2 separate regions of the Homo sapiens genome follow, and region 2 is linked to region 1. A link is a contact called in ENCODE Hi-C or POLR2A ChIA-PET data. All regions are on one chromosome and are shown on one strand. The core of a region is the stretch at or near the end of the contact, and the rest is flanking DNA. Distances in the headings are between cores, read along the strand shown.

Region 1 (3,625 bases), core at 314-2,813:
TTTGAGCACTTACCGTGTGCCAAGTGTTCTGTGGACACATTGTCTTACTGAAGTCTTACATCCACCCCAGAATGCCTTCTTCCTCCTCCTCAACCATGAAGAGAATTAATCCCTCCTGCCTCCTTAATGCCACCTGTCATGGCCTTTATCACACTGCATTGGAATTTGTTTGCATTTCTATATCTCCTACTACACTATGAGTTTTTCAATGACAGTCTACATGTGTCATTCAGGTTGTAACCTCGGCACCCAGCTCATAGGGGGAATCCTATAAATATATCTTGAAATTGGGTATTATGTGATCTTCATTTGACAAAGTTGACATCGTAGGCTTGCCTGGGGTTCCTAAGTGGAAAATGACAGGGCTAGTTTTTGAGCTTCTCTGTGCCACACTCCAAAGCCTGTTTTCTTTCTGTCTTCTTTGCTTAATGTTTGCTTTGTTTAGCTTGGTTGCTTGGGAATATTGGAAAGCAACATTGAGATAATGAGGGTGATGGAGGAGGGGAAGCAGAAGGGGAAGATGCAGGGGAGTTGCTGCCTGCTGAGGCTGGGAAGGGAGGCTAATTATGCATTGCTCAGTTAAGCAATGCTCCAGCCCCCTGATTCCCATCCTCATCACACTGCACACTCGTGTGTGCGCGTACACACACACACACACACACAGGTCATGATGGGAGTGCTGAGTGAACAGGGACCAGGGAAGCATTTTCTTGGAAAGCTATTCACTGTGAGAACAAAGAGCTGGGACACAAAGCCAGGCAGCCATTGGGACATAAAAATTGTGTCATAAGGAAACTTCTCTGTAAGATAATTCTGCATGGTGAGGTTTTTAGTGATAAGGTTCTAGTCTGAAGTGAAATTAGTGGAGAACATGGAACATGGACATCATGGCATCCACAGGTGCATGCCTGAGCTTTGTTCCTTGGAAACAATGATCGGAACAGGAGAGGTGTCATGGGAGCCTTTGAAATGTGCCCTTCTGAAGTGGAGGGTAATAAGTGGCAGCATCTGCCATACTTCTCCCACTCTCGCAAAGTGTGACTTCATTATTTTTTTCTTTTCTTTACTTTTTTTTGGACACAGGGTCTCGCTCTGTCACCCAGGCTGGAGTGCAGTGGCACAATCACTGCAGCCTCAACCTCGGGGGCTCAAGTGATTCTCCCACCTCAGCCTCCGAAGTAGCTGGGACTACAGGCGCATACCCCCAGGCCTGGCTATGTTTTTGTATTTTTCATAGAGATGAGGTTTCGCCATGTTGCCCAGGCTGGTCTCGAACTCCTGAGCTCAAGTGATCTGCCTATCTCTGCCTCCCAAAGTGCTGGGATTACAGGCGTGAGCCACCGTGCCTAGCCTTTTTTCAGTTCAGGTTTTAAACCAGAACCTTTATGGCATGACTAATCACTGAAATTCGTGAGATAAGCTGGATGTTGCAATAGCTGCCTTCTTGGGTTTATGTGTTGTTCTTTCACAGAATCCATGCCTGAATCTGCAGTGTGCAATTTTTAGGCGCCCCATATGATCAGTCCTGGTGGTGTTTCAACTTTTAGCCTTGATACTTCAGTTACACTTTCTCTTGCACTTGGCAATGTAGCCACATTTGCCACAGGTTGACTTCTGAAGGTGGTAGGCTTCAGAGCCACAGCGGTGGCACATCGTGTGCATCTTATTGCGATGCTTTCCAGACGATGACGTTCTCTTTGTCATTTGGCTTCTGCAGCTGAGACCAAAGAGTGTGTGTAGCTTTAGAGAAATGTCTGTTCAGACTCTTTACCTATCTTTAAGTTGGGTTATTTGTCTTATTCATTATTGAGTTGTAGGAGTTCTTTATATATTCTAGATACAAGGCTATTATCAAATATACATCTGCAAATATTTTCTCTCATTTTGTAAGTTGTCTTTCCTTTCTTAATGGTGTCCTTTGAGAAATAAAGCTTCCCATTTTGACAAAGGACAATTTCATTATTTTTTCTTTTATTGCTGTGTTTATCATATTTGAAAGGTATCATATCTAAAAGGCTGCTGCCTACCTGAGCTAAGGTCATGAAGATTTATACCCATGTTTTCTTCCAAGAGTTTTACAGTTTTAGCTCTTATGAGGTGGTTGATCTATAATGATTTAATTTTTGTATATGATATGAATTAGGGGTCCAACTCTATTCTTTTGCATTGTGCGTATCCAGTTATTAAAGCATAATTTCTTCAAAAGACTATTCCCATCAAATAGTCTTGGCACCCTTGTCCGGAATCGATTGACCACAGATACATGTTTTGGGTTTTTTCCCTGAACTCTCATTTCGAATCTATTGTCCTATGGCCATCCTTATGCCAGTACCACGCTGCCCACCCTCCCCGCACCTTATGGTTTTCCCCTAAGATTTCTGCACCCTATACACTGTCTCGTTTACTGTAGCTTTGTAGTAAATTTTGAAACCTGGAAGGGTGAGTCCTTGAGCTTTGTTCTTCTTTTTCAAGTTTGTTTTGGCTATTCTGGGCCCCTTGAATTTCTGTAGGAATTTTAGTATCCATTTATCAATTTTTTTTCCCAGAAACTAGCTGAGATTTTGATGGGAATATTGTGTTGACTCTGTAGATCAGATCGAGGAGTATTGTCATTTTAGCAGCGTTCAGTCTTCTATTCATGAACAAGCAGTGTCTTTCCATTTATTTAGATTTTTTTTCTCTCTTTTTTTTTTGAGACAGAGTCTCACTTGTCAGGCTGGAGTGCAGTGGCGCGATCTCTCCTCACTGCAACCTCCGCCTCCCGGGTTCAAGTGATTCTTATGTCTCGGCCAGGCGCCACCACGCCCGGCTAATTTTTGTATTTTTAATAGATGGCCTAGATCTTTGATTTCTTTGAACAATGTTTTGTAGTTTTAACACTTGTATTATTTTTGATGCTATTGTAGATGAAATTGCTTTGTTAATTTTATATTTTAGTTTGTTCATTGCTAGTAGATAGAAATTTATAATTGATTTTTCTATATTGCTTTTATGTCCTGCAACCTTGTTGAACTTGATTATTAGTTCTAATAATTTTTTAATGGATTCCTTAGGTTTTTTACATGTAATTGACTACGTCATCTATGAACAGAGTTTTATTTCTTCCTTTCCCATATGGATCCCCTTTCTTTCTTTTTTTTTCTTTTTCCTTTTTTTCTATTTATCCTGGCTAGAAACAAGTACAATGTTGCATATAGAAGTTGAGAGAGTGCAAATCCTTGTTGCTGTTCTTCATGGGGAGAGCATTCAGTCTTTTTCACATTAAGTGTATTAGTCATGGGTTTTTTGTAGATGTTATTTATCAGATTGAAGAAGTTCCCTTCTGCTTTAATATGTTGTGTTTTAGTTATGAAGGGTTGGTGCATTGTATCAAATGCTTTTCTGGCAGCTATTCAGATTACTGTGTATAGTTTTTGTCTTTTGTTGATATGGTGTATTGCACTGATTGATTTTCATCTGTTAAGCTATCTTGCATTTCTGGGTTAAATCAGACTTGGTCATGTTGCTGAATTCAGTTTATTAGTATTTAGTTGTGTATTTTTAAAAAGTCCATATGCATAAGACATATTGATTTGTCATTTTCTGATAACTTTGTCTGTATTTTCTATGCATGTAATACTGGCCT
Region 2 (3,424 bases), core at 601-3,100, 230 kb before region 1:
CCCAGGCTGGAGGGCAATGTTGTTATCTCGGCCCACTGCAGCCTCCGCCTCCTGGGTTCAAGTGATCCTCCTGCCTCAGCCTCCCGAGTAGCAGGGATTAGAGGTGCCCACCACCACGCCCACCTAATTTTTGTATTTTTAGTAGAGAAGAGGTTTCACCATGTGGGCCAGGCTGGTCTCAAACTCCTGACCTCAGATGATCCACCCACTTCAGCCTCCCAAAGTGCTGGAATTAGAAGCGTGAGCCACCACACCTGGCCTATTTATTCATTTATTTAAAAAAAATTTTTTTTTTAAGTAAGACAGGTTTTAAAATGTTGACTTGCCCCTGGCACAGTGGCTGACATCTGTAATCCCAGCACTTTGGGAGGCCGAGGCGGGAGGATCACTTGAGCTCAGGAGTTCAAGACCAGCCTGGGTGATATGGTGAAACCCCATTTCTACAAATACAGAAAAATTAGCTGGGTCCGGTGGTGCGTGCCTGTGGTCCCAGCTATTCAGGAGGCTGAAGTGGAAGGCTGGCTTGAGTCCTGGAACTGGAGATCGCAGTGAGCCAAGATTGTGCCACTGCACTCCAGACTGAGTGACAGAGTGAGACCCTGTCTCAAAAGTTGACTTGCCATAATCCAAGTTCCTTGAAATCAGAGTGGAAGAAACTCATATTTAGAGAATAGGGAAGAGTGTAGGCTGGAAGGCAGGGACTTGAGGAACTGGTCATGGCAGTCATGGAAGGTTCCTCAGAGCATACTGAGAGGTTTTGCTTCCTGCCACAGAAACTGACATTCCTGTAAGTGGAAATTCTATGAATTGACCAGAACCATAAATGAGAAGCTGAATAAGGCAAAGTTTTATATGACTGTCAAGCAATTAAAACTACAGGTCAGGCTGGGTTCGGCGGCTCATGCCTGTAATCCCAGCACTTTGGGAGGCCGAGGCAGGTGGATCATCTGAGGTTAGGAGTTCGAGACCAGCCTGACCAACATGGAAAAACCCTGTCTCTACTAAAAATACAAAATCAGCCGAGCGTGGTGGCATGTGCCTGTAATTCCAGCTACTCTGGAGGCTGAGGCAGGAGAATCATTTGAACCCAGGAGGCAGAGTTTGCGGTGAGCCGAGATCACACCATTGCACTCTGGGCAACAAGAGCGAAACACAATCTCAAAAAAGAAAAAAAACAAAACCAAAAAAAACCCCTGCAGGTCATCTGGCTTGGGCCCTTGAATGAGTAGGCATCCTTTCAAAGTTAAGGAAATAAGGCACAAAAAAGTTTAATAATTGGCACTTAATTACTAACTCAATATTCTTATTTTAAAAGTTAATAGTAGGTCTAGGCTCAGTATTTCCCACTGGCAACTTGCTGAGGGAGGTTGAATTCCATAGAGACAGTAAATTGGTGATTGATTGCCAGGGGCTGCAGGGGGTAGAATGAGGATGGAGTTATTGATTTAAATCAATGGGGATACAGGGGTGAAGAGAATAGACAAGGTCCCAGTCCTTATGGAGGTTAGTGTTTATCAGGGAGACAGACAAGTTAAACAAACATTGCAGGAGGTGGAGGGGGCTGGGTCAGCGGCACTTATGCAGGAAGTAATTTCTAAGAAGCAGTAAGTAATGTCTAAGAAGCAGTAAGTTACGGTAAGAGAGATTATGAATATAATTTACTTCCTGTCTCTATTCACCAGGAAGTAAATTATGGTGTTCTTGGCAAAGTAAACAGTATAGTTAAAGGCCCACAGATGAAACAGCACATGGTATGCTTAGGGAACTGAAAAAAGTTTAGATCAGTGGAAATGCGGTGGGGAGCAGGAAGAGGCAGATGAGGGTCAGACCACTCATGTGACAAAACAAAGGGGAACCATCAGAAGCTGTTGAAGAGGCAAATGACATGATCACATTTGCGTTTTTGAGACATCACTGCAGAATGTAGGATGGATTGGGGTGAGGCAAGGCTGGAAGTGGAAAGACCGGTTAGGAGACCAGGAAGGATAACCTTGGTGAGAGGTAGTGTGCCTGAACCAGGGTGGTAACCCTGAGGATGATGAGAGGTAGACAGGAGTAAGAGATGTGAAGTTGAATCAGCAGGACTTAGTGATTAATTGGAATGAGGTATCAGAGAAAAGGAATCAAGGTTCTGGCATGGGCAACTTGGGGCCCTTCACTGTTCCAGGAGCACAGAAAGGGAGGCGATTTGGGGAGCTTTCAGTTTAGAAATGTTACGATCATGATACTTCCAAAGATATTCAAACAAATATGCCTACTAGATGCAAAGACTTGGCCTGGAACCATCACTAGTCATCCACCTGGGGATGGTAATTGTAGCCATGGGAGGAGATCAGATCCAGGGAAAGTAGAATGAAAAGAGAAGGGATCTCTTATCTTTTGGTAGAACCATGGGGAAACACTAACAAGTCAGAGAAAGACAGAAGGGAGGAGCCAGAAAAGGAAACAGAGGTGAGGCCAAGAGGAATGAGGAGAATCGTAGGATCATCGAGTCACAGAGGCCAAGGAAAGAAGTGGTCAAATGTGTCAGCTGCTAAAGAGAGGTCAGTAGAGCAAGGACTGAAATTTGCTATTGAATTTAGTAACAAGGAAGTTGTTAGTAACTTAGGAGATTTCAGTGGAAACCCAGATTTCAGTAAGCAGATGAGTAAGTCAGGCAGTGGAAACCATTCTTTTATGAAGTAGATCTGTGACATAACCAGAGGGAAATGTGGAGTCAAATAGAGTTGGTTCTTAAAACAAACAAATAGAAAAGGTGGGACAGGGTTAACTAAGTTTAAATGAGAAAAAGAAGTCAGTCAGTAAAAAAGGGGGAGGTTCAGGGCCAGGCATGGTGAGTCACACCTGTAATCCCAGCACTTCAGGAGGCCGAGGCGAGCGGATCACTTGAGGTCAGGAGTTCGAGACCAGCTTGGCCAACATGGTGAAAACCCGTCTCTACTAAAAATACAAAAATTAGCCGGGCATGGTGGCAGGCACCTGTAATCCCAGCTACTTGGGAGGCTGAGACACGAGAATCACTTGAACCTGGAAGGCGAACTTTGCAGTGAGCTGAGATTGTGCCACTGCACTCCGGCCTGGGCGACAGAGCCAGGCTCTGTAAAAAAAAAAAAAAAAAAAAAAAAAGAGGTTAGGGGGAAGTAGAAGATACAAGAAAAAAGGATTTTAATTGATAGAACAAGATACCATAGAAGGCAGATCATTTGCTTTAGATAGGAGGAGAATAGGAGAGACCTCTCTCCTATTGTAACAGATGTGGGAAGGAGGATAGGATGCCTTGGATCCATTTAAGTTTCTGAGTTGTATGCAGTGGGTGCTGGAACCAGCTCCTACAAGCTCACAGGAGCCAATTGTTAAATTTTCAGCAATTTTGCTAATTGGTTAACCTCACATTAACAGCTGGAATTCAGCCACAGTGGGGATA

Evidence for each region. Hi-C counts contacts between places; a loop is a spot of excess contacts on that map. ChIA-PET counts read pairs that join two places held with the same protein, here RNA polymerase II (POLR2A). Pooled maps may share reads with other maps.
Region 2: a map of CD14-positive monocyte shows a loop between it and region 1 (4-fold over the local background). The contact joins two enhancer-like sites. A Hi-C loop is called at or near these places in 2 of 168 maps with a recorded cell type or tissue (CD14-positive monocyte and Caco-2) and 6 of 50 pooled maps. POLR2A ChIA-PET finds 5 or more read pairs at or near these places in 5 of 52 experiments (IMR-90, OCI-LY7, RWPE1 and 2 more).

Annotation. Positions count from the first base shown.
Region 1 is chr4:40,489,814-40,493,438 of GRCh38, reverse strand. All of the region lies in intron 2 of RBM47 (RNA binding motif protein 47), which reads left to right. It also overlaps the pseudogene RPL37P14. Among named protein-coding and RNA genes, the nearest start is that of MIR4802, 10 kb to the left of the region's middle. Within about 2 kb of position 1,563, at least 4 of the 41 ENCODE cell types and tissues checked have a DNase peak (open chromatin) inside an H3K27ac peak, as active enhancers do; they include CD14-positive monocyte, where a contact is called at or near this core.
Region 2 is chr4:40,721,202-40,724,625 of GRCh38, reverse strand. No RefSeq gene overlaps it. Among named protein-coding and RNA genes, the nearest start is that of NSUN7, 27 kb to the left of the region's middle. Within about 2 kb of position 1,850, at least 12 of the 41 ENCODE cell types and tissues checked have a DNase peak (open chromatin) inside an H3K27ac peak, as active enhancers do; they include CD14-positive monocyte, where a contact is called at or near this core.